2 separate regions of the Homo sapiens genome follow, and region 2 is linked to region 1. Evidence: chromatin loops called from intact Hi-C (ENCODE). Cell type or tissue: endothelial cell of umbilical vein. All regions are shown on one strand. Links, peaks and the distances in the headings refer to the core of each region. The heading gives the core; the rest is flanking DNA. Region 1 holds the start of LOC440084 (a long non-coding RNA gene). Region 2 has its middle 38 kb from the start of PRB4.

What was found. Hi-C counts contacts between places; a loop is a spot of excess contacts. Peaks named below come from ENCODE experiments on the same cell type or tissue, not always from the same donor. Only the 100,000 strongest peaks of a DNase experiment are listed, where the experiment ranks them.
Region 2: a loop joins it to region 1, with 3 times the contacts of the local background. A loop is called at or near these places in 1 of 110 quality-filtered maps.

The regions. Positions count from the first base shown.
Region 1 is chr12:11,477,797-11,494,523 of GRCh38, reverse strand. It overlaps LOC440084 (a long non-coding RNA gene), which reads left to right and starts at 7,846. Exons shown (of 5, transcript NR_148969.1): 1 at 7,846-7,960; 2 at 8,373-8,475. It also overlaps the pseudogene HIGD1AP8. In endothelial cell of umbilical vein, for the core only: a CTCF peak has its summit at 7,765 (motif pointing right); DNase peaks (open chromatin) are centred at 7,753 and 11,303; H3K27ac peaks cover 1,220 bases; H3K27me3 peaks cover 449 bases.
Region 2 is chr12:11,339,620-11,356,346 of GRCh38, reverse strand. It overlaps the pseudogene PRB1. Among named protein-coding and RNA genes, the nearest start is that of PRB4, 38 kb to the right of the region's middle. In endothelial cell of umbilical vein, for the core only: no CTCF peak of the experiment used is centred there; no DNase peak of the experiment used is centred there; H3K27ac peaks cover 419 bases.

The DNA.
Region 1 (16,727 bases), core at 3,628-11,627:
CTTTGCTCAGCAACGGTATCATTATCCATAAAGCTATGAAGCTGGAAACCGTTGAGTCATCCTCAACATGACTCTCTCCCTTTCTCTCATGCATTATATTGAATCTATCATCAAGTTCCATCCATTTTACTTCCTAAACGTTTCTCAACTTGATTCACTTCTACCTCACTGCCACAGTCCTATAAAACTATCATTACCCTTTACTTGGAATGCAAGATTCCTAGATTCCTAACTGGTGTCTCTAATCTACCCTCATCTATTTTTCTTCTCTACCAAAAGTCTAGTTTTTCTTCTGATTTCTTTTATTTTTTCTCACTTTCTCTCCTTTCCCATCCCTTCCTGAACAATTCAATCCTAAACCATCTTTGGTATGGGAGGTGGTACAGAGCTAACATAGCCTGGTATGGGTGTCAGAACCTGCACTGGGTGAAGACAGTGTTAATGTGAGGAAGGAGTGTGTCCTGATGCGGAGTGTCAGAGCCCAAGCCAGTTAAGGAAGGCATCTTATGGGAGAGTGGCTTGCAATGGGAATCAGAGTCAGAGCAGGGAGGGAGTGGCAGGGAAGATGGGAGATAAGTTACATACACTGGGATTGATCAAATAGGTAAATATATTTAAGGTTATTGGAAGCCAGGTTTTTCACTATCTGAGAAGGAAATTGCAAGTATAGAAAGAGAAGAAACTGGAATGATCCCTGTGATCTGTGGTACTAGATTGGGATTGAAGGTATCAGTAGATTTATGGTTTTTAGTATGTAGGTAGACAGATACAGATAAAGGTGTAGATGTAAATGTAATTGGTGTGTGTATGTATGTTTGTACTGAAAAAAAAAAGGAGCCAAACAAATAAAATTATGGGAAAATGGCAAAAGGACATGAAACCAGCTCAAATGGCTTCCACTGATCAAATCTGCTTCATGGTGTAGCCCAGGGGTTTTTAAACATTCTGTATAATCATCAACTTAAAAATACAATGCCAGGAGTGTCCATAGTTTGTGGTAGCACGTAGACAGATATAGATATGGGTATAGAAGTAAATGTGATGGTATTTGATATTTTCCTCTTGTAGTTCTCATGGAATGTCTTGACTGGTGTAGAATAGAATTGAATCATTATCTTTTAGAGTCTAGATTTGATAATTCTGCTAATATAGTCTAGGATCACATTAATTATTGGGTGGGAGAGACATTTGGGCGGTAAGAGGACATTTACTATTGGTGATATCAAGTTTTCCGTCTATTGAAATGTTAATATATTTTCTTCATGTCCAGCTGCTAAGCTACATTGTTTTTAAACTATATGTATGAAGCTGAGATGTTTCACTGGGTCATGTGATGCCTCATTATTCTATTGATTTATTTGAAAAAACATTGTGAACATGAAATCATGTCAAAGGCTTTCTTATGCTGACAGGTGGCCAGGGGCTGAAGAATGCTGATTATCCCCCTCCTTTGTGATGTCATATTACCTTTAGAGCCTTCAATTTCACCACTTGCGTGGACCATAATAGTTTTTATGTCTCCCAATGTAGTTTGTAGTTTGCTCCCCCGTGGATTGCCTATTACTTCCGGGTCAAATTATATGTTATCTATTTCTACCCTCCGACACCCACCTTTACAGTAGCTGCTTATTAGTGTGTGACTGGTCTGGTGAGTAAGCACAGTGAAGGGACTGGCCTCAGAATGCACACTTACGGAGCCAGATAATGGTTCTCAATGACTGACCGCGTCCAAATGGAGAGGAAAACAGACATTAAATGCCTCCTGAAGAACCGCTGACACCTATGATGTAGTCTTGCAGAGCAAAAATTGGCCCTGAGCCCGATCAAGCCTCAGGGTGTAACTACCAATGTATAGGAAATAGACAAAACAGAAGAATGTGTTAAATGGCATTAAAGGCATGTAGCTCAGCAAAATCCAGACTGTGGGGGAAATTCTATAGAAAAAACAACCCAGCTATTTCAATTAAGATTTTTAAAAGCAAGAAAAAATAGACAAAAGGAGGAATTTATAGATAAAATGAGGCTTAGGAGACATTTCAATTCATCACAGGGTCTGAATCATATCTGCAAAACAATTCAAACAAACAAATGGAAAAAGCGTTTTAAGATCAGAGAAATAGAAACATGAAATACTTAATGATACTAAGCAATTAATTTTCTAGGTGTGGTAATAATGATGCCAATTATAATCCCAAAAGACACAATTCCGAATGCTGTAATCCCAAATGTTGAAACCCCAAATGTTGAGATACTGAAAGCTGAATTCTGGCGATGGGATTAGCGCATTTTTGGTTGCATAAAAGGTAGTTGTATCATGTTAGTTGCATCATGTTTGGTGGAACTAGCACCTTGTTGTGGTCTTTATTTGGAAATTAAATATGGTGTAAGGAGATGCAAGTAAGTGTCATGTTAACAAGAGGTGAATTTGTGGACTTAATTTTAGATGTAAACTTAACCAGATTAAGGAATAACTAAAAACCTGGTAAAGCATTATTTTGGGTGTGTCTGCGAGGACGTTTCCACAGGAGATTATGTATGAGTCTGAGAGGACTATGTGGGGAAGATCTGCCCTTGGTGGTGGGAGACACCATGCCGTGGGCCAGGAGCCCAGGAGCCCAGAGATAACAAATACAGAAGGTGAATTGATCTGTCTCTGAGAGCTGGGACCAACTTGTCCCATCACAATTTTTGATCGATCTCATCAAAAGACTTAGGATGCTCTTCACGGTATTTCAGATGAACTAAGAAAGCTGGGTGCACACATTTACTAACCATAGTGATATGCGTTTATACATTTCACTTTTTGACCTATTTCCTTTTTTTCCTTCAACTTTTATTTTAAGTTCAGGTGTTCATGAGCAGGGTGTGCAGGTTTGTTACATAGGTAAATGTGTGCCATGGTGGTTTGCTGCACAGATCAACCCATCACCTAGGTATTAAGTCCAGCATCCATTAGCTATGCTTCCTGATGCTCTCCCTCCCCACCGACACCCCCCAGTAGGCCCCAGTGTGTGTCGTTTCCCTCCATGTGGCTTTTTGACCTATTTCTTTGTGAATATGATTCATAATTGTTATACCCATGTGACTGTCTTTAGCATACCTGAGTGTTTATGTTTATGAAAATATGTATGTTATTATTGTCCATTTTATTGTGTAAAGTGGCCTATGGTCTGTTGTGTTTTTATGTTTCTCAAATAAATCCTCTTTAAAACATGTAAATGAATGTCTTTTAAAGAATTTTTTATGATTTATTTTAGGAATTTGACCTTTCGGGATTTGAGATTGTGGCATTTTGAGTTGTATCTTTTGGGATTATGAACCCAGTAACAACAAAGATCAAATGGACTGACTCTCTATTCTGTTGCATTGATCTATATGTCTCTCTTTATGTCAATATTATATTAACTTGATTACTATAGCTTTATTTTATTTAAAAACACAGAATTTAATATCTTCTTTAATTCACTAAATAGGATACAAAAAGCATGAACCACAAAAAAATGAGAAATTGGACTTCACCAAAATTTAAAACTTCTATTTTTTCCACACGCACTTTCTGCTTATCTAAAAAACTTGTTTTTTGAACAACACTATTAAGAAAATAAAAGCTGGGTGCAGTGGCATGCCCCTGTAGTAGTCCCAGCTACTTGAGATGCTGAGGTGGAAGGATTGCTTGAGCCCAGGAGTTTGATGATTGTAGTGTACAATGATTGCATGCCTCTGAGTAGTCACTGCACTCTAGCCTGGGCAGCATACATCTCTAAAATAGTAAGTAAGCAAATAAAATAAATTTTTTAAAATGAGAAGATAAGCCACAGACTGGGAGAAAATGTTTATGACACTTGCTAACAAAGGGCTAGTATCCAGAATATATAAAGCACTCTTACTACTTAATAATAAGACAAATAATTCAGAAAAAAAGTGGTGAAAAGATTTGAACAGACACCTAAATAAGGGTGGTGTATAAGTGCATGAAAAAATACTCAACATTATTATTCACTGAGGAAATGAAACTTAAATCCACAGTGAGATACCATAAAACACTCATGAGAATGACTAAAGTTAAAAAGACAGACAATACCAAGTGATGGTGAGAAGGTGAAGGAAATGGATCTCTCATGGATTTCTGGTAAGAATTCAAAATAGTAGCACCGTTTTGGAAAACGGTTTGTTAGTTACCTAAAAAGTTAAATATAAAGTGCCCATACGACCCATCAGTTCCACTCCCAAGAGGAATGAAAATATATGTCTACACTAAGGCCTGTATGTAAATGTTTATAGTTGATTCATCCATAAGAGCCACAAACTGGGAACAACCCAAATGTCCATCACCTGATGAAAGGAAAAACAAATTTTGGCATACCCACATGGTGGCATATTACTCAACAACAAAAGGAACAGACTGTAGATCCCCATGCCAGCATGGATAAATCTCAAGAGCATTTCATTAAATGAAAGAAATCAGACATGAAAGACTACATAGTATATGACTTCACTCGTGTAATATTCTGAAAAAAGTAAAACTGTAAACATAGAAATCAGAGAACAGGAGACAGGAGTTGGGAGTCAGAGGTGGGGATTAAAGACAGGGGAACCCTTTGGGGTGTGAAACATTTCCTATATGTTGATGGTGATGGTGCGTAAATGACTATATACAATTGTCAAAATTCATCAAGGTGTACACTTCAAAAAGATAAAGTTACTGTCCTCCCACTGCTGAATTTGACTGGCTTAAAAAACATAAATGTTACTGTATATAAATTATAACTCAAAAGTGATGAATAAAGGGGAAGAGAGCACAGAAGTTCTGTATTCTCCCAGAACTTTAGCAGGTAACTTGACTGTCCCAGTAATATTCTGAATAATTTTTAGCCATATGAAAAATAATTAGCAGGTACTTTGACTGTCCCAGTAATTATTCTTCATATTATTAAAAATTATTCATGTCTGTCCATAGTGCTTCACTAAGGTCAAGCTGTAACTTTACATGCTGAAAAAAGAAAAACAAGGAGAAAAAAATGAGACGATCTAAGGATGGATACTGGGATTAAAAAATAAAAACAGTTTATTTTATTTTCACAGAAAAAGACTGACCTGTTGAGCAAACTTCTTGATGGTGAAGGGCATGAGGATCCCATCTATTATTGACTAAACATTTATGAAGCAAAATTGTTCTACTTTGTTGTAATGACCACTGTATCTATGTTTTTCAGGTTCTACAGAGAGTACTACTAGATGGAAGTAGCTGTAATAAACCAGAGATTGTAAAGCAGTAAATTCTACAGGATAGCCTTTATTTGTAGCCTTCAACCCTTCTTCAGAGCTCCCTCTTCCTCTCCTTTCAGATAGAAAAATGATTTGGAAAAAAAACTACCCAAGATATTTGAAGTTTAATGGGTTAGTCCTCTGTGGGAATGAGCCTCCAGTGAAAGATGCTTAACACAAAGAAATTTCCTGTTAATAATGGTTTGTCACTTCAGTGGGGAAGGAATGGCCCAAAGCAGCCTCCTTTTTGACTCCTTGAATTGTATCATGTCAGTGATAATTTCCACTGCTGAGGTACTCATTCTAGGCAGCATCTAAAGAAAATTTTGTATTTCTTTCTGGTGAGTATCTTTTTCAATGTTTTAGCTTACAAAAGATGAGTTAAAAGGCAGGGATACACTGGAAGGTGGCTCACCTAGCTGTTATCACTGGCACTATGCTCTGATAGCTTTCCTTGTAGCTCTGGGGTTGGTTAACAGGTTTGGTTAACTCTGATTGTATGCTCACAAATTAATTTAATCCTCCATCCTCAGTCCTGTTTTAGTCTCAAGCTTCATGTTCTTCCCTGGTGAAGTAATCATCTTCCACACCTTCAGCTACCACCAGTATGCTGACAATTACCAAATCCATCTGTCTTGTGTCAAAAACGATATATTTGGCCACCTACTGGGCATCTCCAGTGGAATGGTAGGTAGACCTTTCTGAAACATGTATGCTTCCCATTATATTTCTTATTTGGGGATGGCACAAAGATCTATTCCGTCACCAAGGTCAGAAAATTGAGATTCAACTTTCTCTCCTTTTCTCTTATCACCTATATAAAATCAGGCTCCAAATCCTGAAGAATCTAAGTTCTTCATATTATTTCAAAACATTTGCTCCCATCCTCCTGTTCCCTGCCTTATTTCTGATCCCTCTGATCTCTTACACAGAGTCTACCACCTGTACTGGACGTTTATCTTTTATTTTTTGACCATTCCAGAATCTAGCCTCTTACTTCCTATTTTGGGGATCCTCTAGTTGTTCCTCCAATACCCATTTCCCTTCTTCCTAGTAGTAGGATTTTAATTGCCCACATGGCCACACAGGATCCTGACTTTGTTAGTTTTTCTTGTAGCTAGGTGTGGCTATGTCATGAAGTTCTGGACAATGGCATGTGACTAGAAGAGAGATATGCCACATCCAGGTTGTGCTCTTAAAAGAAAGGAACATGCCATCTTATTTTTCCCCCTTGCTCCTGCTAGCTGGAATGGAAAAGTGATGGTGGGAATCGGAGGAGCCATCTTGGGCTGTGCAACGGAACCCGTGAAGTATTGCAGAGTGAAAAGGCAGAGGCAGGCTGGGCCAGCAATAGCTTCACAAAGAGCTGCCAAACCAACTTGGGCCTTCGTAGGAGGAAGAAATACACTTCGGTTTGCGTCATTGTTAATTTTGGTCTTTGTTACTGTGGCCAGACAGATACCCTAACTAATGCTCATTTTATGAAGTCATAGCAGCTCATTATTCCTTACTCTGCTACCTGGCTACCAAGGCAAGGGCAAATGGCCTAAAGCTGCCAAGCTGGGATCCCACTGGGGTGATTAGGACTAATTCAGGGCAGTGGTGGCAGCGATGACCTATTGCAGCAGAAGCCTGTCAGATTCATGAGACGGCTGCTGTGCGTACTCCAAACTAGCTATGCTCCTGCCCATTTCCTAGTCTGATCTTCCAGCATCTTGATAACTTGGCGCATTTTTGATACATCTCCAATAAATTTCTCTTTTTATTTAAGTGAGCAGAATAGGTTTATATGACTTGTAACAAAAAAGACTCCAAACTGATGTACCAAATTTCGATTTCACTTTCTTCCAATCTATTCTCTATGCTTCTGCTGAAGTGGTGTTTGTAAACTGATTTAATCCTGTATTTTCCCTGCTTAATACTCATCAGTGATTCCCCAGTCATTGCCTCCAGGATAACCTCCTTAGTCAGGCATATGAAGCCTTCCATGATCTGGCCTCCTATGTCTCTCTTGGGACCTGTTGCTACACCTCGTGGTTCAGCCACGCTAAATCACCCAGCTAGCACAATATCTTCACATTGCCTGTATTTCTGCCTGGAATTCCTAACTCCTCCTTCTCATATCTACTTGTCAATTCTTATTCAAGAGACACCTTAGGGTTCCTTACCTCTGTAAAGCTTCCCTAACTGCCCCCACACTGGTCATCCGTAGTAGATAGACAACTCTGTCCTTTGGGCTGTACACTGTATCCTGTCCTTAATCATCTTTCTACCACCTCACCAGGACCTCACCTGCCTTCATGTCCGCCTCCACAATATTGCGCTACATTTCTACTTATAGCACCTGTTTTTTTTTGAATGATTGGTGCTTAGTATAGTAGACCTGTATTAAATAAAAGAAAAACATTTGAAAAGTTTAAAAATAAACCGATAGGTGGCAGCAGAGCCCTGCTGTTAAAAGTAACTTTTGCAGTTCTAAACGTTTTTAACCCTCATGAGCCAGCAGGTGGTGCTGTCTGACACCAAAGCGCCACGTCACAACGGATGCGCAATCACTATTTTATGTGAGTGCAGATTTGTATTAAAACCGGAAAGCATGGACACCCAGACAGCTTACTGTCAATGACTGTACTATTCACTGTCTTCAACAAAAGTCAGCTATTCCAGGAAACTCTCGTCCAGAAAGATAAAAATTGCAAGTAACTGTTTTTTGTTTCAGGAAATTCCCCAGAAAACAACCCTTGAGAAAACCAGACTGTTCAACTTTCCCGCTGATAGCGCTGAACAACCTTTTACTCCTCAGGACTCTTCAAAATCCATGGCATTTACTGATCCTTAATTACCACATCACGATCTTTACCAAATTCTGATCAACCTCATGCCCCCACCTTGAAAGACCCACCTTCAATGTTATAAATATCCCAACTTTGGCACCTGGCTTTGAGACACTACTAAGAATCTAGATAGTGTGAACCCAAAATATCTGAGACAGGTCTCAGTCAACTTAGAAAGTTTTTTTTTTTGCCAAGGTTAAGGACGTGCCTCAGGAGGTCCTGACAGCATGTGTCCAAGGTGGTTGGGGTACAGCTTGCTTTTATAAATTTTAGGAGAATGAGACATCAATCAATATGCGGAAGATTTACATGGTTCGGTCTGGAAGGGTGGGACAATTCGAAGGGTGAGGAGAGAAGAGGAGCTTCCGGGTCATAGGTAGGTTTAAACATATTCTGATTGGGAATTGGTTGAAAGAGTTACGAAAGGAATGTCTGGGTTACCAGGAGGGGTTGTAGAGACCACGGTTTTATCATGAAGATGAAGCCTCCAGGTAGCAGGCTTTAAAGAAAAATAGATTGTAAGTATTTCTTATCAGACTTAAGGTCTGTGTTAATGTTAATGAGGCATGTCCAACCCTCACTTCCCGTCACGGCCTGAGCCAGTCTTTCAGGTTAAATTTTACATGCCCTGGCCAAAGAGTTAGTCCATTCAGATCGTTGCCAGGGGCCTTCAAATTCTATTTTTGGTTTACCGCAGGGGTCTCCTACCCCTGCAATAACTTTACCTAAAGGTATCCTGTTAGGAACCAGGCTGCATAGCGGGAGGTGGGAAGCAGGCAAGTGAGCATTACTGACTGAACTCCGCCTCCTGTCAGATCAGCAGCAGCTTTAGATTCTCATAGCAGTGCGAACCCTATTGTGAACTGTGCATGTGAGGGATCTAGGTTGTGTGCTCCTTATGAGAATCTAATGTCTGATGATCTGAAGTGGAACAGTTTCATCCCCAAACTATCCCCACCTGACCACCCCATCCGGAGAAAAATTGTCCCATGGAAGCTGTCCCTGGTGCCAAAAAAGGTTGGGGACCAGCAGTTCACAGTAGCCATCTCCCTATGGCGGTGAGCAATAAACTCAACTTTGCCTTATGAAAAGGTTCTTTCACTGGTGTTTGAGAGAAGCCGGCATTTGACAATATATGTCAACCTAAACAAACAAAAGTATTTTAGGGCTTTGCTACTCAGAGTGTGGGGTTGGTTTAAAATGCAGGGTCTCAGGCCCCACCTCAGTCCCGTAGAATCAGAATCCGCATTTTCACAAGATGCCCAGGTGACTGTGTGCACATTGCAGGCTGTGGTCTTGGGCATTATTCTTCTAAAGAATGAGTGCAGGCTGGGCGCGGCGGCTCTTGCCTGTAATCCCAGCACTTTGGGAGGCCGAGGTGGGTGAATCACAAGGTCAGGAGTTCGAGACCAGCCTGGTCAACATTTTTAATAGAAACCCCTTTTCTATTAAAAATACAAAAAATTAGCTTGGCGTAGTGGTGAGCGCCTGTAATCCAGCTACTCGGGAGGCTGAGTTACGAGAATCGCTTGAACCTGAGAGGTGGAGGTTGCAGTGAGCCGAGATCACGCCACTGCACTCCAGCCTGGGTGACAGAGCGAGACTCTGTCTAAAAAAAAAAAAAAAAGAATGAGTGCAGATGAAAGTTTAAACTTTAAAGAACAGTGGTTTTGTTCTTTTGTTTTTAGTCGGTTTATCACCAACAGAATAGGAGAAAGATTTGGATTAAAATTTCTGCTTTGTTTAAAAATTCTTCAGTTTTGTGACCTGCCTTAAGAGGATGAGTGGGTTTTTCAGGTATATGGGGAAACATTTATCTGCTGAATTCTTTTAGATCATTAAAAACAAAACAAACACAAACCTGCCGGTTTTTCCTAGGAGGCACCTGTGAGGACGTGGGCTTGTATTTCCTAGATACATTTTAAATCCACAAGCATAGTATATTCAGTAATATCTAGAAAGCTGGTTGATATAAAGGTTTTCTAAATATATATATTTTAAATTTGGATCTGTTATTTATACCACACTTTCTTATGTGTTATATTTGTACCTTTTTTCAGTGGTGAGTCCCATTTGTCTTAATGATTTCTGCTGATATACCAAACAGATGTGATGAAAAGAATAAGTATTTGCCTTCAGAAGGCATGGATTAAAATCCCAGCTCTAGGCTAGGAGTGGTGGCTTATGCCTGTAAGCCCAGTGCTTTGGAAAGCTGAGGTGGGTGAATGGCTTGAGCCCAAGAACATGGTGAAACCTCATCTCTACAAAAAACACAAAAATTAGCTGGGTGTGGTGGTGGGTACCTGTAGTCCCAGCTACACAGAAAGCTGAGCGGGGAGGGTCGCATGAGTTGCAGTGAGCCAAGATCACACCACTGTATTCCAGCCTGGGTGACAGAGCAAGGCCGTGTCTAGCAACAGGCAACAACAACAACAGGGAAAATCCCAGCTCTGCTTCTGTCCGGCTATGTAACGTGGGCCTATCCCCTTAACCTCTCTGAGCCTCAGTTTTCTCATCCTAAGTGGGGAAAATATTATCTATATAAAAGAACTGATTGGGGGATTAAAAGAGAGTCTGTAATAAAACATCTGTAAACCACATTTGTTTTGTAGTCATTTCTCCTAAACCCTCATGCTGCCATAGCACGTATTACCAAGCAGCACAACGGAGGATATTAATGAATGAAATAATGCATCACCTATTAAGTCACTTTAATAGGAATAGAAGGGAGAGGCAAGAGTTTCTAGAGACGATGACTTACCACTCCCAAATACTGTTTCTTATGGCGGTAAATGACAGCTTTGGAGGTATGGTAGGTATGTGGTTTGGGTCTGGGTTATCTTATATCACACCCCACATTAGCTACCTACCTAACTCTGCATCAGACAGGTTACATGTATTTCATCTAAAGTAGTAACTCAGAAAGTGCACTTATCTTCTGTTGAATTTCCTTTCATGTCAGCCTCTCTAAAAAACCACCTGACCCACTGCTTTTTGCTATTGCTGCTTAAAGAGCTTGTTTCCCCCACCATGATTAGCTTTGTGCCTACACTAAGGCACTCCTACAGATTCTTCAACCTCTTCTCATGTGATGCAGAAAGTACAAAGGAGAGCCCTGGCCGAACTGTCCAGTTTAGTAAAACACCCAGAGGAGTAACTATGTTTATTTAGGGTGTTTCAGAGCTTGCTGCTCTGCCTAGTCTATTGTAAGAGCTCTGAAATTATTAGAGCTTTTCCTAAAAATATCCACACTTGGATGTGACTCAGTCATAGAAAAACAACTGACCCAAGAAACAGAGAGTCTGAGTTTTGGTTCTTGGTTTGTTTTGTTCTTATTGTGTTTTCATTTTGTTGCATGAAACATGAAACCTCCGGTCTTGGGATAGATTTGAGTCCTGACTCAGCCAGTGATAAGTTGTTTGACCTTGGGTGAGTTACTAAACTTCTCTGGGGCTAAATTTCTTCATCTAAGAAGTGGATTAGATACAGCAACATATTATAGTTCGAAGCTTCTGGCTGGACGTTGTGGCTCACGACTGTAATCCCAGCATTTTGGGAGGCTGAGGTGGGAGGATCTCTTGAACCCAGAAGTTCAAGACTAGCCTGGGCAACATGGCAAAACCCTGTCTCTACTAAATATACAAAAATTAGTCAGGCATGATGGAGCATGCCTGTAATCCCAGCTACTCAGGAAGCTGAGGTGGGAGGATCGATTGAGCCCAGGAGTTTGAGATTGCAGTGAACCATGATTGAACCACTATACTCCAACCTGGGCAACAGAGCAAGACCCTGTCTCAAAAAAAAAAAAAAGAAAAAAGAAAAAGTTTATGTGGAATATGCCAAACAGGTTCAGCCCCAGGTTTTTTCAAGGATCTATTTTTTAAAACTTCTTTGTAGAGATGGGTGTCTCACTATATTGCCCAGGCTGGTCTGGAACTCCTGGCCTCAAACGATCCTCCTTTCTTGGCCTCCCAAAGCACTGGGATTACAGGTGTAAGGCGCTATGCCTGGCCCCCACAAGGGTCTATCTATTGCCCCAGGAAACAGTTGACTGCTTCTAGACCCATTGGGTTGGTAGCTCTAGAGCAGCCATGAACTGTGCAGGTGATTCGGGAAAGTAGAAGATGGTGCTGAAAGAGACCCAGGGACAATCAGCTGACAACACACCCTTCTCACCTCTGTGTTCCTCTGTGAATGCTCTCATTTTAATAACTAGATTGAGTAGTCTTCTCCTCTTCTCCTCTTCCCAAATGAACATTTGCTCTGTCACAATATTTATCTTTGTAAAATGCAAATATGATCATTTTGGTCTTCTCTTTTAAAAGGTTGATAATTTATTGTTAATAGTTTGTGTGTGGCATGACACTTAATGCCTTCAGAATCTGCCCCAGTTTTACATTTACTCTTTGCCCTTTTCTGTATCTCCAAAGCATACCTTCGGACTGTCCACATAGCACTTGTATATGTCCTCTCAGCCTACCATGCACATCCTCCATGCTGTGACTATTTATATAGGCTACTAATTGTATAGGAAACATACTTCCTTACCTCTAGGTAAACTGTTTCTCATACTTCAAGTTCTAACTCAGTGATCATCTCCTGTAATCTCTTCATTCCCTCTGCAATTGATCACATTGCGTTATAATTTTTTTAAAAATCATCTAAGCCCATTCAAATGATTTATTTTCAACAAACATGTAAGCTCAATAATGAGTAACTAAAGGGAACTTATCCAATAAGATGAAGATGGCATCTCTTCTTCTAAGGTTTAGGTTTCAACCAGAATTCCTGAAACATGGAATAGCCCACAACAAGAGCCACTGCTCCCACAACAAAGCCTTGGGCTGCTACACACATGTGGATCATGAATGGACATTTTAGTATTTCCCTTGCTCTTCAACTCATGTAATCCGTATGCAACAATTGCTGAAAAGCCCACCATTCTAATGGGGACACTTGGTACCTCTTTAGCTTTTCAGATAAGTTCGGATCCTTGATCTTTTTTATATGAAGAAAGAGCAACACCTGTGCTGGCTGAAATAGTGATTGCCTGGAGAATCTTCCAAGAGTGACAAAACTCTTAACCATCCAACTGACTTCTTGTAGGTTGTTTTTATGCCTCGACCCCCAACCAGCAGATGAGCTTCAGGAAAGGCAGGTTCTTGGTTTTATTCTTCTTTATTTCCTCTATAGTGCCTAGCACACTTCCTTGAACATGGTAGTGCTTAATCAATCAGTGCTTGGTGAATAAACACATACTCTCCAAAGCAAAGTAGGAGAATAGGTCCTTTCACCTTCTCTTGACACATCTGGAAGACTCTTCTTTCATAAATTATTTTTGAAGTTTTCCCTCATTGTTTATTTTGTCAATCTAAAAAAAAATAACAGAGAGAGAGAGAGCCTCTACAAATAAGTGAATTTTGGGGGGAATGAGCAGAAGGATTATAATCCAGGGCACGCAGGCTATGTTGAATCATGGGCATATCTAGAGAGGCTGGGCAAGAAGAAGCTGTTACAGGCAAAAAGAAAACTTTTATGTAAGTTGTTCTGAAACAAAATCCATCAGCCATAGAGGCTCACTGCAGGAGCTGGTGATTACACATCAGTAACCCTGACTGTGGCTGGGAAGGTGCCTTCATAGAAGCAACTTAATCCGGATTTTTTTTGTGTGTGTGCTGGCAGAGAGTTCTTGTAATAGTGCTTGTCATAGGCACACATGCATAAAGACCTTCAGAGCACCTTTGTAATAGTTCTGATCTCAAACATACAAGCGTGAGAGCCCCTTCCTCATGACCCTCTGGCTCCGCTTTGCTTTGGGTCTGACGTAAGTGACTCCATCTTAGCATCGGCAGCTTTCACAATTTTAAAGTATTTTATTGGTAGGCAAATTAGGATGAAACCAATAGGGCTAGCAGGCATTAAGGATGGCTTTCTCAAGTGCAAGAGTGGGGAGAGCAGAGTGGGGGTGGTGGAGAAGGGGACAGGATTGTGGTGAATCGAGGAGTAGTGGATGGAGTCACCATGAGCATTCATCTCAGGCCTTCTGTTTGAAAAGGTGCTCCAAGAGAAGGGGACCTTTTAATGTTATCTGAGACTTGATGTTATCTCCAAATGAGATTTATCCATATAATTCCAGGTCTGTGCTAACGGGATTGAAGATGTCCAACACAAGAGTTTAAAATTGCATTCCAGTCCTGGAGGCTCACACTGCTTATAGTATTTTGCAGATTATTATTTTTAAATTGCAATTATCTGATAAACAGCACATACTAGTTGACATCTTTGTATTTTTGGCATAGCTTTTTTTTTCTATGTCATAGGATTTTCAAAAAATGGAAGTAACTGATAGCCTCTCTTAACTTATGAGGTTCCTAGGTAAGATAAGCAATGCAAACTAAAACTACCATGAATTACACTGACACACCCACAAAACTGGTAAAAATTTAACATGGAGGGCATACCAAATATTGGTGAGAATGTAGAGAACTGCAAACTCTCATGTGATTGTTATAAGAATTTAAATTGCATATCTACAACTATCTGATCTTTGACAAACCTGACAAAAACAAGCAATGGGGAAAGGATTCCCTATTTAATAAATGGTGCTGGGAAAACTGGCTAGCCATATGTAGAAAGCTGAAACTGGATCCCTTCTTTACACCTTATACAAAAATTAATTCAAGATGCATTGAAGACTTAAATGTTAGACCTAAAACCATAAAAAAACTAGAAGAAAACCTAGGCATTACCATTCAGGACATAGGCATGGGCAAGGACTTCATGTCTAAAACACCAAAAGCAATGGCAACAAAAGCCAAAATTGACAAATGGGATCTCATTAAACTAAAGAGCTTCTGCACAGCAAAAGAAACTACCATCAGAGTGAACAGGCAACCTACAAAATGGGAGACAATTTTCACAACCTACTCATCTGACAAAGGGCTAATATCCAGAATCTACAATGAACTCAAACAAATTTATAAGAAAGAAACAAACAACCCCATCAAAAAGTGGGCGAAGGACATGAACAGACACTTCTCAAAAGAAGACATTTATGCAGCCAAAAAACACATGAAAAAATGCTCACTATCACTGACCATCAGAGAAATGCAAATCAAAACCACAATGAGCTACCATCTCACACCAGTTAGAATGGTAATCATTAAAAAGTCAGGAAACAACAGGTGCTGGAGAGGATATGGAGAAATAGGAACACTTTTACACTGTTGGTGGGACTGTAAACTAGTTCAACCATTGTGGAAGTCAGTGTGGTGATTCCTCAGGGATCTAGAACTAGAAATACCATTTGACCCAGCCATCCCATTACTGGGTATATACCCAAAAGACTATAAATCATGCTGCTATAAAGACACATGCACACGTATGTTTATTGCGGCACTATTCACAATAGCAAAGACTTGGAACCAACCCAAATGTCCAACAAGGATAGACTGGATTAAAAAAATGTGGCACATATACACCATGGAATACTATGCAGCCATAAAAAATGATGAGTTCATGTCCTTTGTAGGGACATGGTTGAAATTGGAAATCATCATTCTCAGTAAACTATCACAAGAACAAAAGACCAAACACTGCATATTCTCACTCATAGGTGGGAATTGAACAATGAGAACACATGGACACAGGAAGGGGAACATCACACTCTGGGGACTGTTGTGGGGTGGGGGGAGGGGGGAGGGATAGCTTTAGGAGATATACCTAATGCTAACTGACGAGTTAATGGGTGCAGCACACCAGCATGGCACATGTATACATATGTAACTAACCTGCACATTGTGCACATGTACCCTAAAACTTAAAGTATAATAATAATAAAATAAAATTAAAAAAAAGAATTTAAATTGACAAAAATCTTCGAAAAACAAATTTTTATTATATAGCACAATTGAATATATACATACCTATGGCCCAGAAATTTTGCTCTAGGATATACATCTTGGAGAAATGCTGGCATATATTCACTAAGAAAAATGAATAAGAATGTACTTAGCAGCATTGTTTGTAATAGCACTAAAATGGAAATCATTCCAAGCCCATAATACTGGAATAGATGAATAAATTTCAGTAAAATCGTAAAACAATATTTTATAGCAATGAAACTGAAGTCTGAAGTTACAGAAAACAATATGGTTGAATCTCACAAAATGCTGGGTGAAAGAAGTAAGCTTAACAAATACGTGGATATATATATGAAGTTGAGCATTAGCCAATATTAAACTATATTATCTAGGGTTTTATATGTAGAAGGTAAAGCTATTAAGAAAACATTAAAAAGCAAAATAAAACAAAACAAAAGTCATGATAATAGTAATACTTCTAGCAACTTCTGAGGTGGTAATGTTCCATTTCTCGATCTGATGGTCCCTATATGGGTGTTTGCTATATAATTTCTTATCAAAATTGAATATATATGTTTTATGTTTCTGTTATATTGCACAATAAATAAATTTTAAAATTCAACATGTGTTTCGTATATTAAAATTTTAATTTGGGCTGGGTGCAGAGGTTTATGTCTGTAATCCCAGCATTTTGGGAGATTGAGGCAGGTGGATTGCTAGAGTCCAAGAGTTCAAGATCAGCCTGGACAACATGGCAAAATCCCAT
Region 2 (16,727 bases), core at 4,147-12,146, 140 kb after region 1:
AAGAACTATGTATTCAGTTTTCTCAGGTCTAGAAATTTCCTGGTGGTTTCTGTGTCTACTTTGCATTAATAACCCCTAAAAATACTTTAGAATACAAAATTTTAGACTTCCTGTGTTGTACAGGACCAAGCCTTGCCTCAGCTGAGTGAGATCCACAGAAACTTGAACAATAGCCCTATCCTGAGCAGGCTGCGGGGCAGCTTTCTGTCATCTATGTGTGCACAGAAGTGTGCTGTCCTCACACATCTCATAGATAGCAGAAACCATCTCTATCACATCAAAAATTGAGCTAAATATGAAAATATCTGTACACACACATCACAAGAGATGGAAATAGGGCATAAAAAGATGCAGAGATATTGACCATTTTCACTGCTGGCTGTAGCATCGCTGCTCACACACACATAAACAGAAATAAATAGCACAGTGGAAAGTGGATGATAGTCTTACCTAAAAGATTGAAACTCTAATGATATCTAAAGTTCAGTGATGACACAGTGCTGATGGCTTGGACACAGTTCCTTCAAAACCATTGTTCAAGTCATAGTTGTACCTTTTGGAAATAAGACACTAACAACATATCCTATCCAACTCATCTCTCTGGGCTAGAGTCTCAAAGAAAAATAAGGGATACACCTGACCTGCAGTGAGCAAAGCAGAAGCCAGTCTCTGAGGTGGTGAGGCCCACCCAGTGTGGAGCTCAAAGGTGCCATTGTTCTTCTCCTCTTTATAAAGGGAGTTGCCACGTTCCTCCCAGCACAGAGTTGGGAGTGACTCCAGAGCCTCCTGCAAGATGCTGTTGATTCTGCTGTCAGTGGCCTTGCTGGCCCTGAGCTCAGCTCAGAACTTAAATGAAGGTAAAACAGAAGAGGGAAAAGATGTGGTGACTCTGCTTGGGGCTTAGGAGGTGATAATGGTAATTACGGGGAGGAGAGGAGAATGAAAACACAGATGGGGCTGCAGAGTTTTCATGCCTAGGATCAGGAGACCTGTTGTACCCTCATTCCACACTAAGGGTTTCTAATTTATTTAATGTACAATGAAATCCAATAAAGAATTTGTTCCAGGGGAATGAGAAGGTAAGATTTGCATTTATAGATAGAACTGTGCTGTGAAGGATGCAGTAGAGAATGCAAGGCAGATTCATGGAAGTCCAGCTGTGAAGATCCTAAACTGATCTCAGTAAGTACACAGGGATGATGGTGGCCTTGCTGTACAGTGCATCAGCATCGATGATGGCGATAAACACACACAGTATCAGAGATACTGCAGAGACAGAGAATTGGATGGAACACTTGTCTCTGTTTAACTAGAGATACAGAAATATCAGAGCCAATCATTGTCATTTTTCTCTCCCTTACACGCAGTATTTCAATGTGCTGGGAGTGGTATGGGTAAGATTGTATTGAAGTGATTACTTCTGGTTACCCCAATTGAGAAAGCATGTGTACATAAGCAATGTATTTATAGGAAATGGAGGGCATAAGAACACCAAAGTATCACATTGAAGTACCTGGCATGTGTGAACTAAATTAGCATTAAGTCTTGAGGGATGCTAGGGAGGGAAAAAAGGGGCTCTTCTATGTTGAGTTCATGGCTGTTGCTCTGTCATAACAACCCTGTCTCCCCTTACACCTTCCTCCCCTTCCAGCAGCTTCACAGATGGTGGCTGACTAGTTAACTTAGGGGATGCATGGGGTGTCATGAGAAGACCCTTTTCCCTGTAGAACACTTGTGAGTCTTGAAAGGTTCAAGATGTAACTTTTCCCATCATCCTGTGCTTCTCTTCTAGATGTCAGCCAGGAAGAATCTCCCTCCCTAATAGCAGGTAAAGCCTGATTCGTTCTCAATCTGTTTTGACTGTCTTTTTCTGCTTATGAGTGGATCAGTTCTCCAGTGTCTTCTTATCAAAACTTTCCTTTCAGGAGTTGATTAATGTTAGTGCCCCTAACAATATAGGCACTCTTCGTGCAACCTTGATTCTGGGCATCATGAGCAGGCCACCAAATTGAATGGCAGAGATGCTTGGCTTAGATGACAACAGGAGTGTGTTGCCTCATCCCCCCGGCCAGGAATGCCTGCTGGGAGATGACAGAAATGGGCAGCATCCTCATTCTGTCTCCTCTTTATACTGAGAGGCCCTCAACTGCTTTGTTCTTCCCCAGCTTTCCACTCCAGAGTTCTATGTCTTCACTGAAAATGCAAATAAATTAATGTCTTTGTTCCATTTTTGTGTATTTCCCCACTCAGCTTGTTACCCAAGCTGATAAAAATTTACTGCAACTATTCAGTGAATCTTGTGTGGGCTTTTACTCTGTCTTTCTCTTCTCTCTTTGTCCTCCAGGAAATCCACAAGGACCATCCCCACAAGGAGGCAACAAGCCCCAGGGCCCCCCACCTCCTCCAGGAAAGCCACAAGGACCACCCCCACAAGGAGGCAACAAACCTCAAGGTCCCCCACCTCCAGGAAAGCCACAAGGACCACCCCCACAAGGGGACAAGTCCCGAAGTCCCCGATCTCCTCCAGGAAAACCACAAGGACCACCCCCACAAGGAGGTAACCAGCCCCAAGGTCCCCCACCTCCTCCAGGAAAGCCACAAGGACCACCCCCACAAGGAGGCAACAGACCTCAAGGTCCCCCACCTCCAGGAAAGCCACAAGGACCACCCCCACAAGGAGACAAGTCCCGAAGTCCCTGATCTCCTCCAGGAAAGCCACAAGGACCACCCCCACAAGGAGGTAACCAACCCCAAGGTCCCCCACCTCCTCCAGGAAAGCCACAAGGACCACCCCCACAAGGAGGCAAGAAACCTCAGGGTCCCCCACCTCCAGGAAAGCCACAAGGACCACCCCCACAAGGAGACAAGTCCCGAAGTTCCCAATCTCCTCCAGGAAAGCCACAAGGACCACCCCCACAAGGAGGCAACCAGCCCCAAGGTCCCCCACCTCCTCCAGGAAAGCCACAAGGACCACCCCCACAAGGAGGCAACAAACCTCAAGGTCCCCCACCTCCAGGAAAGCCACAAGGACCACCCGCACAAGGAGGCAGCAAGTCCCAAAGTGCCCGATCTCCTCCAGGAAAGCCACAAGGACCACCCCAACAAGAAGGCAACAATCCTCAAGGTCCCCCACCTCCAGCAGGAGGCAATCCCCAGCAGCCTCAGGCACCTCCTGCTGGACAGCCCCAGGGACCACCACGCCCTCCTCAAGGGGGCAGACCTTCCAGACCTCCCCAGTGACAGCCTCCCCAGTCATCTAGGATTCAATGACAGGTATGATTCCAGTTTATTCTTCACCAAGTGCTCTAATTGCTACAGCTCTCCAGCTTTATTGTGCCAATGAATCAGCTAAAAGCCCATTGGCATTGTATAGTCCCAGATCCCATTTCTAAAGATTTGTATTGACATATTCTGGAAATGGGTAACAAGATCCTATATTTGTAACAAACTCTTTAAGGAATTCTGATGTTGAGAAACAAAATTCCAAATAATCTGTCTTAAGTTGTGTTGGCAACAAGGAAGTAGTACCATGTTCTCTCTGGCGCTCTGTTTTCTGTGCACAAACTGAGAGACCTCCCATTTAAAGTTTTCACCTGAGCACTGTTTGCTCAGTCCTGCCTCACACCAGCCTCTTGAGTCCAGTATTCCTGCCAAGTGGTCCCTGAACTTTCAGCAGCTAAATGGTGTCTCATTTTTCAAATTCTTACTGTTCAATAAGTACATGATTAAGCTAACAAAAAATATCTAATGCAATGGAAAAATATGAATCTAAATTTAAAGGCATGACTCATCCTACCTGCCTCCCCTCCTTCAGAAAACTGCCACTGTTAACTTTATGGCATCTTCTGTTTGAAATATTTATGTGTACATAGACTACTAGAATATTTTTCCCCCAGAACTAATACCATAATTTATATTCAGGTACATATGTTAGTCATTTAAAAAATACATTTCTTTGAAAATTTCCACATACGTCTATGAAGCTAAGTAGATCTCTTCAGTGGTTATCTGTTTGTTTTTACCATTTTATACTACTCCATTATGTGGCTGCACCGTGATTTCTTTAACCAATCTGTGTCACTGGACACTGAGGGTGGTTTCAGCTTCTCACTGTTATAAAATATGTTCCAGTTCCCATCTGTGTAAATATATCTGTGAACAAATTCAGCAGCAAGTAATAATAAGCTAAGAATGATCTTCTGTCTTCATCACGTAAGGAACAATTTGGAGCACATTTTGTGCAAGGGCATCCAAAGAGTGAACACACAAAAAATTAGGGAGGAAACACAGGAGGTAGAAGGGATGGGGGAGAGAGGATGGGCTCTCATGTACTGTAGTGCAGTAAGACCAGTGAGGAATTCGACATTTCCTGCCATGTCAAGTCTGGTCTATGAACTTCCTTCTTTGTTTGTTTCAGGAAGTGAATAAGAAGATGAGAGTGATTCAAATGATTCAAATTCCATGACATTGGAAAAAGGTCATCATAGCTCTAACTTCAATATACCAATAAAATAATCAGCTTGCAATTTCTGATTGTGGTGTCTGTTTCTCAATATTTGTGAATGTGGGATCTGAGGACCAAGAAGACTGTATAAGAACATGTAGGAACCCTCCTCCTTGATGCTCCAGGAAACTTCTCTCCTCCTTAATCCTAATTTACCCAGGTGCCATGAAAAAATATTTTACTGTTTCTCTACTTCCCTGACTTCTATTTCCCCCCCCACCCAAGATGGAGTCTTGGTCTATCACCCAGGCTGGAGTGCAGTGGCAGGATCTCGGCTCACTGCCCCCTGCATCTCCTGGGTTCAAGCTATTCTCCTGCCTCAGCCTTCCAAGTATCTGAGATCATAGGTGCTCACCATCATGCTTGGCTAATTTTTGTATTTTTAGTAGAAATGAGGTTTCCCCATGTTGGCCAGGCTGGTCTCCATCCCCTGACCTCTGGTGGTCTGCTTGCCTCGGCCTCTGAAATTGCTGGGTTTATAGGTGTGAGCCACCATGCCTGGCCCTTCCCTGACTTCTATAGCATAAATTGAAATTTTAAAATTATTTTCAGATTGTTTACTGATATTCCAGTGATCTTAAGGACAAAAAACACAACAAATGCAACAAAGTCACAGAAGCTGAATGAAATCCTTATAATTTCTAAGAAACTGAGTTTGGTTTCAAGGGAATGAATATGGCTCTATGCTTCTTATCCCCAGAACCCTGTCTATCTCATTGACCCTATTTTAACAGTGATCACTTCTCTCCCTTCCTGTGTTACTCACCATTCTTTAATGGAACTTGAATGGATTTCATGAAGGAGGCAGCACGATTTTAAGGAGCAAAGAATTTGGACACTCTCAGGTTTTAATTAAGACCTAATTCTTTTTCTTAATATCTCTGGATTCTTAAAAGGCTACTTGGCTTCTCAGGGCTTCAATTTCCTCATCTAAAATGAGCATAATCATAACAACTACCTTAGAGTATGGAGACTAATGAGATAACATACATACCAAAAACCTTGCAGAGACTGGCATGTCTGCTTCTCAAGCAAGGAAGGTTCAATATTAGAAACTGCCTCTCTGCCCACTGATAGTCTCAGATAATTCAGTAAGAAGTCAGAAAAATCAGAACAGAATGATCTCACCATAACCACCACTAAGTTGAGCAACCCATGTTCAGTTGAAACCCAGGTCTCTGGCTTCCCTCCTATTATCATAGGTGAAGCCTTCCTACCCCTATATCTTAACTTCCCACTTTATTCTGAACCACATTGCGTGGTCAGGGATTTTGCCTCTGCATGTGACCCGTTTGTCTCCTGATTCTTACATCTATGCTCTATGGGATTATTTCAATCAGCAAAAGCCTGCTGAAACATCACCCATTTCTATAGAAGTCTTCCTAAGACTGTTAGTGCTTCTTTCCTATCATATTATTTGTCTGCCATTTTTATTGGAAAAGTTCTTGAAACGTATGTATGTGATTATTTCCCCATCCCCCCACCTCCAAATTTTTCTTATGCACACGTTATAGATGCTTTTGTTCTGCCTAGTCACCTGGAAATCACAAAGATATCTATAGCGAACTTTATTGTATTAGGAAATCTTTCTGTAATACATTGGGTCCTAAAAAGATCATGAAAAATGCATATTGCATTTAAAAAGCTCTGCATGGATTCCAAAATTTTTCGAACCAAAATGAACTCAGACGGTATTGTCACAACATGTGTGAACAGGATCTACCTCGCAGCATCAAGAAGTCTAAGACAGTATTTTGAAAAGAGCCTCTATGACAGCAACATGTACTCTGATCAAACTATAGTGACTGCAAACATCTAATTTATGGTGAAGCCTGGGTAGAAGAATGGTGAAATAATTGATGCTTTTCAAAAAGTTTAAGAGGCCAATGGCCAAGAAAATCAGAAGCTCACAGATAGATAACTCACTTTAAGCAGGGATGATATGATTTTGAACATAAAGCCTACAGCGGCTGACCACTCATATTAATTTGCAAAGAAAAAATTCATCTTGTTGATACCATAATATAAGAGGATTAGTGATTAACAGTACAAACAATAGCCAACACTGCAGACTTCTCCATTGGTTCAGCTGACATGATTCTAACTGGATAATGAAAGTAGAGGATACATTTCCACCCGATGGATGTCAAAACTCTTGCACCAAGATCAGCTACAAACAAGAACTGAAGTTTCTTGAAAATTCAAAAAAATGGTATCAAGATCCTGAAGAATTTGTTCAAAGAATTGTAACAGGAATTGAAACATGGCTTGATCTGTACAATCTGCAACCAAACACAATCAAAGTAATGGCTACGGAGAGGTGGAAGTTAAAGCAAGAGTGGATGGGCAAAGGGCAAACGTCAGGGCAAAATTTATTTTTAAATCTCTCGGTGTTTTGCTTGTTGACTTTCTGGAGGGCCAAAGAATGACAATAACTGCTTATTATGACAATATTCTGAGATGCAGTCAGCTATAAAATCTAACATGGAAGTTAAAGGCAATCTCTTTTCTCCCTGTTGTTGTTGTTAAGTTGTTAACTTAGAAAATGAAGCAATATTTTTTTATTAGCCATGAGTGTCCACCTGGTATCTCCTATTTTCTAAGAAGGTTCTGAGCTATAGCACAAGTTCACCACTAAATTACAGAAGATGGAATAATTTTAGAAATCTAGAGAAGCATAGGATATTTCCAAAGGAGGCATAGATCCTGGCTGAGGGGAGGAAATTGTTTAAGGATGAGGGAAGGACAATTATTAGCTGTTCTCCATTGAATATGGGCTCAACAATTATTCATTGGAATGAAATTTTGAGAGTGGTTTTTACTTTATGAGGAAAGATGTTGCTTAATTGCCCTGTGTTAATAGCCATGATAATTTCATTCCTCTCTAATATTTTATAAAGTGGCACAAACACATTAGAGCGGCCACAAAAAAGTATGAAATGAATGTTTGGAAAGTATATTAGCTTTCCTATTGCTGCAATAAATAATACATTACCGCAAAGTGAGTGGATTTGTAGCTCAGAAGTCAGAAATGGGTCTCACTGGCTTAAATCCATGTGGAAAGGCTGTTTCATGCTGGAGTCTCCAGGGCAGAACCCATTTACTTGCCCACATTCCTTGGCCCTCTTCCATCTTCAATGCCAGCAGTAGCCAGATAAGCCTCCCATCACATCACATCACATCATGACACATCACGCCACGTCACGTCACGTCACGTCACGTCACGTCACGTCACGTCACATCACATCACCCTGGCACTGACTCTTCTGCCTCCCCATTCAACATTTAAGTATGTTGTGATTACATTGCTTGTACTTGGATGATCCCATAAAGTCTCTCTATATTCAGGTCAATTGATTAGCAAACTTAGTACCCCTTTGTCATGTAAGTTAACATATACACTGATTCTGGGAACTAGGAAGGGTGTGTCTCTGGGAGGCCATTAATCTTCATAGCACAGATGGGACGGACATCTTTCTCCCCTGGAACTGGTTTGATTCAGGGCAGGTGGAGAGAATTGCCCAGGCATCTTCCAGATGTTCGCATGAGAATATGAATGAGTTTATGTAAAATTAGTTGTAATGCTAATATTTGTACTTGAAGTATATATATATACAATAGTGTAAGTCACAAACTGAAATGGCAGAAATTTACTTTCAATAACCATTTTCATTTCATGTAATTGTTAATAATTTACAGCCATTTTGTTTACTTTATATTTATACTCATTTTGATTGTTTTCTTTCTTTCTATCTTCTGTGGATTCCTTGAAAAGGTTTTTTGATTCCATTTACGTTGATCTGCAATGTTTTTGAGTGTCATTCTGTATACAGCATTTTTAGTGGTTGCTCTGGGTATTACATTACACATACATAGTTTGTCACAGTCTAGTGGTGTGCTCTTTTTACCCTCCGGGGGCGAAATATGAAAACTTTATATCCCTGTTATTTACCGACCTCTGTTTGTAATATAATCATCTTAAATATATCTCTACGTGCATTTAGCAAAAACAGTACGTTTTATAATTTTTGCTTCAACATGACATTATTGTCTTTCAGTTTTGTAGCTCAGGATTCTGAATCGGGTCTCACTTGGTTAAATCCATGTGTCAAGGCTGAGTTTATTTCTAGGGGCACCAGAGAAGAATGTTATTTTTTGCCTCATTCCCTAGATCTCTTTCCTCCTTAATATTAGCAATAGCCAGTTGAGCAATTTGAAACTCCTGCAGAAAATTTGAGAAAAAAAGGAAAATGTTTTGTGTTTACTTACTTTTTCCCCATTTTCTGTTGCTTTTTTTCTTTTCTTTTTTTGCTTCATTCTTGCTGTTCCAGAAATTCCTCTTCTATACTTTTTTTCTGTTTAGAGTACTTGCTTGAGCCATTTTAAAAAAATTGGTTTGTTGGAAACAAATTCTGTTAGGATTTTTCTTTTCATTCTTCTGAGAATGACTGGATTTCTTTCTCCTTATTGAAGGATAGTTTTATTGGACATAAACCTCTGGTTGGCAATTTTTTTCTTTCAGCACTTCAAATATTTGAGCTACATTCTTCTGTTGTTTTCTGCTTTCTGGTAGTAACGCCACAGATATTCACATTGTGTTTTTCCTATACGCATGGTATTATTTCTTTCTATCTGCCTTTAAAACATTTTCTTTGTTTTAATTTTCAGAAATTTGACTACAATGTTGCTGGGCATAGATTTCCTTGGATATATTTTGGTTGGGATTTGCTCAATTTCTTGCATCTGCAGGTTTATGCCCATTGCAAGTTTGGGGGGTTCAGCCTTTCTCTTTGAGTCCTTTTTCAATACCATCCTCGTTTTTCTCTTTTTCTGAAACTCAGACTGCATGATTATCACATCATTTGTTACAGCCTTTCTTATTTGTGACACAAACAAAATTTTTTTTGACTATTTAATCCTGTGTTGTTCAGAGTATATAATTCCTATTAATGCAAACTCAAGAACGCTATGTCCTCCATCATTTTCTTTCTGCTGTTGATCACACATAATGAATTTTAAAAAATTTATACATTATATATCACAGTTCTAAAATTTCTATTTTATCTTATATGCTTTATTTTTCTCTGCTGAGAAGTTTTTTCTTTTATTTTGAGAGTGTACACATTGACCTCTTAAAGGATGGCTATAACAGCTGCTTTAAAGTCTCATCATTTCAATATCCAATTTGCTTCGAAGTTGTTGTCTCTTGATTGTTTCATTCCTTAATAATTGTTCAATTGTTTCTGGTTTTTTAAAGTATATTGGGTGATTTTCTATTTTGTCTTGCACATATGCATTTCCTCTGTTTGCAATACAGAAAAGTTTCAAAAAGGCAAGCTTTGGACATTGGAGGGAAGAGACACTAGTGCTACATTGTAATCCACTGGGTGGTTCAAATGCCAGAAGGGTTTGTCCCACTAACATTTTTCTACTTGGAGCTTGTGCCTGGAGGTTTCTCTCTGTCTCTAATGAGGTAATGTTATAAATATTTAATATCATACCATACATTCAAATGTAAAAACTACAAAAAACTGTGCGAATGTGTCCCAAGAGCCCAATTTACAAAGTCTTTCTGTCTTTTTTCTTTTGTGTACTGTTGACTCAAACCACATCAGTTGGTCAGGTACTTCTTTTTTCTTTTCTTCCTACAGGAACACCAGAGGTTGACACCTGCTTATTAGAAGCTATCACAGTAGTCAGGTGGCTCTGCTGTCTTCTGATTGGGGATTGACGGAGTGCAGGACAATGAGGCTTAGGTAAAAAGAATATCTACTAGCCTGGCATGGTGGCTCATGCCTCTAATTCCACTACTTTTGAAGGCTGAGGTGTGAGAACTTCTTGATGCCAAGAATCCCAGATCAGCTTGGGCAACATAGTAAGACCCTCTGTCTTTACAAAAAATTACCAATTTATCGTATCTCAGTGGGTGTGCCTGTAGTCCTAGCGACTTAGGATGGTTAGATGGAAGGATTACTTGAGCCCAGGAGATTGAGGCTGCAGTGAGCCAGGATTGTGCCACTGCACTCTAGCTTAAGCTATAGAGCAAGTCCCAGTATTTAAAAAGAAAAAGAAAAAAAAGAATGACTAGAGCTACCAAAAAGGCTTTTCTTCCTTAGCTTTTTCCCAGATTCACCGTTCTTTAAAGTGCATCTCCCAGTGTCTAGAGAGGACACAGATTTGGTTTCTCTTCCTTTCTTTCTTCTCACATGCTCCTGTGGCTACATCCTGTGGCTCTCGGTATGCCTTCCCCACTCTCAAAGAACCAAGTACAGTGGTGGTTTGAGCAGTTATAAGCAATTTGAGTCCTTACCCTACTTGATATCTTGCAATATGTTGGGATGAGTGTATAGGACCTTTGGTCCTCCTTGGGTCAGTGAGATCTCAGGCCCAGCCTGAATGCTTAACAGAATTGAGATCGGAGTAGGGGAAAAGAAGTAATAAAGGAGATATGGACTAAGTGTCTTCATGCAAGTAAGCAAGACACATTTGCTTTCAAATTCAAGTAGTGCAGACACTGCTCAAGGCTCAGCTGAATAAACATCAGAATTATACATTTCCCCAATGAACTGTAACAGCTTTGGGGGATCTTTGATCTTTCTATCTCTTGTTATCTGTGGAAGAGAGTCAAAATTAAAGTCTCATTTGTGAAGTGTGTTTTAATTCTAACACCTGATACTCAGGTTTCAACCATTTCCCAATCCCAATCATTAATGAGCAACATAAAGGGAGAATATTGAGAATATTTATTGACCAATCTTCATACGTTTTTGTCAGCATGGCCGGTATTTGTATGTCTTTTTTACATTATTAACTGAAGAATACTGGATGCCCTTTACAGACATTATGACATCATGAAATGAAAAGAAAACCAAGGGAACCAAATTAGGATTGTAATGTGAATCATTAATGATTTTCCATCAGAACTCTCACACAATGGCCCTGTTTGATGAGAGAAATGAGCAGGAGCACTGTTGTGGTGAAGGACTCTGCTGAAGCTTCCCCAGGCATTTCTCTACTAAAGCTTGGGCTTTCTGACCCTATTCTCAGAATAAGCAGATATTGTCATTCTTTTGCCCTCCAGAAAGTCAACCAGCAAAATGCCTCGTGCTTCCCAATAAACTCTTGCCATGACATGACCTTTGCACTTTTCTTATCCACTTTTGCCTTGACTGGACTTTCCACCTCTTGATAGCTATTGCTTTGACGTATTTGTTTTCAGGATTGTACTGGTAAAGACAGGTTGCATCTCCTGTTAGAATTCCTTGAAGAAATGCTTCAAGATCTTCATCCCCCTTATTTAAAATTTCATGGAAAGGTCTGCTCCTGTCTGTAGCTTATATTTTTGCTATAGTTTTGGCATCCATTGAGTGAAAAATTTACTCAACATTAATTACTCAATTCGAATCAGGTAAGGGGAACCAATTGAGAATTTTGTAGTGTTGGCTCTTGTTTGTACCGAGAATTATTGGTACAAAAATTCATCTTGTACCAATTTTATCCATGCAATTTGATATGAATCCTCTGTGTCTATGGGCTTTAGGTTCAACCTTGTCTTATCCCTTCTTGAAATGAGTTACCTACTTGTGAACTGCCAATTTTTAGGGCCATTATCCCTACCAGTGTTTCAGAAAGCATCATTGATTTCACCTTCTTGTACCCAAGCTTCACCATGAAGTTCACGTTTATACTCTTTTTAATTTTAGAAGAATTCATGATGCTCTCATAGGGGAACTTTTGAACTTGCTCTTATTTTTCTTGATGACTCAAGTAGCTCCTGTTCAGACATGTTAGAGCATGTCAATATGAGTTTATTTTGGTGCAAAAATTGGAATCTATTCTTTTTTAAATATAACATACTTTTTCCATGAACATTTTACAGTCCCAATGCATTACAGAAAGGCTTTCTAATACAATAAAATTTGCTACACATAAATTTGATTTTTCCAGGTGACTCGGTACATTGATTTTTTGTTTTTTTCCTGGCATATACAGGGTGAGGAATTCTTTTTGTTTGGATTTCTTGTGAGATATGAATAAAAATGTTGGTCACTTTAAATGGTATCCACAGTTTAGCCAATGTCTCCTGAGAAAAGTGTGTGTAAGCATGCATAAAAAGCACTTCATGATCCTGATTGCCAGTGATTTTTTCATTTATAAAAAAGAAGAAAGTGGCTGGGGGTGGTGGCTCATGCCTGTAATCCCAGCACTTTGGGAGGCTAAGGCGGGTGTATCACGAGGTCAGGAGTTCAAGATCAGCTAGGCCAAGATGGTGAAACCTGTCTCTGCTAAAACTAAAAAAATGAGCCAGGCCTAGTGACAGGTGCCTGTAATCCAAGCTACTTAGGAGGCTGAGGCAAGAGAATCGCTTGAAACCAGGTGGCAGAAGTTGCAGTGAACAGAGACTGTGCCACTGCACTGCAGCCTGGGTGACAGAGGGAGACTTCAGAAAAAAAAAAAAAAAAAAGAAGAAGAAGAAATTAATCATGTGCATGACTAAATACACAAAGATGAAGAAAAGGGGAATGTAGAAGCCTGTGTAATGTGCTTATGATTTAGAAACAACTTTAAGAAAATAGTTTTGTTTGTTTTTTTTTTTCACTTCACCTGGTCATGTCTTAAGAAAAGCTTTACTTCAAGCAGGTCCTAAAACCAGTACCTGAGTTTCTTGTCTGGATCTAATTTCTTCTCACTTTCTTGAAAATAAACAAATATGTTCATAAATGCAAAGAGCAGTGGAGCAAAGGAGGCAAGAACTGAGGCTCTGGAGACTACCGCCATCTACACCACTTACTAACTTTATAACTATCTTGGCATGTGCTTCCATCATCTCATCTATAAAATGAAGCTTGTAATAAAAATTATTACTACCTGAAAAGATGGTTCTGAAGATTATATGGCACATAGTCAATGCTTGGTAAATATTTCCTATTATAGTCTATCATGTTACAATAGGCTTGTAGAATATGAATGTGCTAATATAATTGTGAAAGTTATGTTTATGAAGACTCTACTGTAAGTCAGCATATGAGAACCACTATCATAATAGGGTAGCCAGAATTTTTAGAAAAACCTAAGCAAAGTACACTTCTCAGAGACAATTGTGTTGAATTGTTAACTGTATCATCATAATGCTTAGTTGATTAAATGGGCACACAGAGGAACTCCCCTCAGACCACAGGGACTAAATGCAATTCACTCACTATCAGCACAACTCTGTCCATGTTCAACTTCTGGGCAAACCACTCTTTAGTTGTTCTAGACAAACCAGCGCATTGTAAAGTTGAAGAAAATTCTTCTTTCAGTTCCATGCATAGAGCTTCCCAGTCTTTGAGAATGACACGTGAGTACGAAGAAACTTAGGTGTGAACTTTACAAGATCTTACTAAAAGGAAAATCAGGAAAACTTAGAGGATATGAAGGAAGAAGGTAATATTTAATATTTATTATTAAAAGATCACACTGGCTATTGTGAGGAGAAGTGATATGGAATGTGGTGGGAGCAGGAAGGTTACAAGGGCAGCTAGGGGCTGTTCTAGTCCTCCAGGAGAGAGGGTCATGCCCCCACTAGAGCCTTATATTAGAGATTATGGAAAGGGTCATCTTGGGATGTGTTTTATAGTGGAGCCCACTGTATTTGCTTATATGCAGTGCTTGGTGTGGAGTGAAAAGTAAAAAGTGACTCCTATGTTCTTGAGAACTCTGTAAAAAATGTTATTGTTTTAGTAAAGATTAGGAGGTATCATGGGCTGCATTGTTTTTACCCAAATTTGTATGTTGAAATCCTATCCCTGTACCTCAGAATATGATTGTGTTTGGAAAGAATTTCTTTTTATAGAGGTACCTAAATGAAAATTAGGCTATTAAGATGGTCCCAATCTAATCAGACTCCTGTTGTTATAAGAAAGGAACTTTTGGTCACATGGAGGGACACCAGGGGTGCATGTGTACAGAGAAACCCATGTGTGAAGACAAAACAAAAAAATAGCCAAGTCAAAGGGAAGAAGAGACATCTTAGAAGAACTGAACCTGTTAACACCTTGATCATGGGCTGTGAGTCCCCAGAACTGTGAGAAAATCAATTTCTGTTGTTAAATTACACAATGTGTGGTATTTTTTCAGGAGAGACATAACAAATTATGTCAGGGGAGAGCAGTTTTAAGACGCAGAAATCAAGACTCTTGTTTGAGACAATATATGTTTGCATCCATACTAGAAGGCAAGTGGATTGTTGAGAGCTTCAGCTGACTGAAACATGCCTGAGCTCTTGCTGCAGACCTGCTCCTTTCTTTGACCCACCCTCACTCACTGATAGAGTCTCTTTCGGCTCTTCTGTCACCTCCGTTTATTTGTATGTGAAGAGTTCATAGCTGATATTTATTCTTCCCTAATACACTAATCTCTTTCACTCATTGCTGACCTAGGAAAATGTCAGAGAAAGGGCCTGAGCTGAGTGATATTTGAAGGCAATGCCTCCTGTCTTCCTGTACTCACCAAGCCAAGGCAGAGTCTTTCTTTCACCAGGACTACCACTTCTACAGCAACCTATGCAATGAGGGAAGGCTGCAAAGCACTCCCGTCTGCTCCTTCCCTCTGATCATCCTTTCCTACTTGAAGGTCTACTGTAAGTCACTAGGCAGGACCATTTATCTCCAGTTTCTCTGTCCAAATGGAGTGTGTAGAAACCAATGACCATCATTCCAATAACATTAGCATGCCTGCTAGGCCAAGCAAATACTCTATGTCCCCCATAAAGCATATAAAGTCAAACTGCAACTGTTTTATTATTGGATAGCCAAAGAAGAATTTCTAACTGGTAATATATTTCCTCTTTAGCAAACATCCCTAATATTCTAGAGGAGTGGGGGAGGAAAACAACAATCTGCCTGATCACCAGCCGATGGCAGAGAAATCTGCAACAAACTTCATTGTATGAGGAGGCCTTCCAATAATATAAGGGGTATCCAAACTGTTTTTGGAAAATACATATTATTTTTTAAAAGTTTGCATTGATATAAACATTTTTTGTACAAAAGTACATTTGTACTAACTTGTTACATGTCTGAACAAGATCTAGTTCAGTTACTAACATGATTGAGAAAGCAGTTTGAAAACAGCTTCTATCAGAGCAACAAAAATTCCACTAAAATTTTAGGAAGAACAAATATCAAGTTTATGGTGAAGCTTGGGTGGAGAGATGGTGACATCACTGATGCATTAGGAAATATTTGTGGCCAAGTAAATCGGACCTTCACAAATGGATAACTCACTTTAAGAAGCAATGAGAGGAGATCCTTCCAAGATGGCCGAATAGGAACAACTCCAGTCTACAGCTCCCAGTGTGAGTGACGCAGAAGACAGGTGATTTCTGCATTTCCAACTAAGGCACCAAGTTCATCTCACTGGGACTGGTTAGACAGTGGGTGCAGCCCATAGAGTGTGAGCTGAAGCAGGGCGGGGCATTGCCTCACCAGGGAAGTGCAAGGGGTCAGGGAATTCCCTTTCCTAGCCAAGGGAAGCCATGAGAGACAGTACCTGGAAAATTGGGACACTATTGCCCTAATACTGCGCTTTTACATGGTCTTAGCCAACGGCACACCAGGAGATTATATCTTGTGTCTGGCTCAGTGGGTCCCATGCCCACAGAGCCTTGCTCACTGCTAGCACAGCAGTCCTAGATCAAACTGGGAGGTGGCAGTGAGGCTGGGGGATGGGCAGCCACCATTGCTGAGGCTTGACTAGGTAAACAAAGAGGCTCGGAAGCTCAAACGGGGTGGAGCCCACTGCAGCTCAATGAGGCCTGCCTGCCTCTGTAGACTCCACTTCTGGGAGCAAGGCACAGGTGAACAAAAGGCAGGAGAAACTTCTGAAGTCTTAAATGTCCCTGTCTGACAGCTTTGAAGAGAGTAGTTGTTCTCCCAGCACAGAGTTCGAGGGCTCAGAATGGACACATTGCCTCCTCCAGTGGGTCCCTGACCACCGAGTAGCCTAACTGGGAGACATCTCCCAGTAGGGGCCGACTGACACTTCATACAACCAGGTGCCCATCTGGGACAAAGCTTCCAGTGGAAGGATCAGGCAGCAACATTTGCTGTTCTGCAATATTTGCTGCTCTGCAGCCTCTGCTGGTGATACCCAGGCAAACAGGGTCTGGAGTGGACCTCCATCAAACTCCAGTAGAACTGCAGCTCAGGGTCCTGACTGTGAGAAGGAAAACTAACAAACA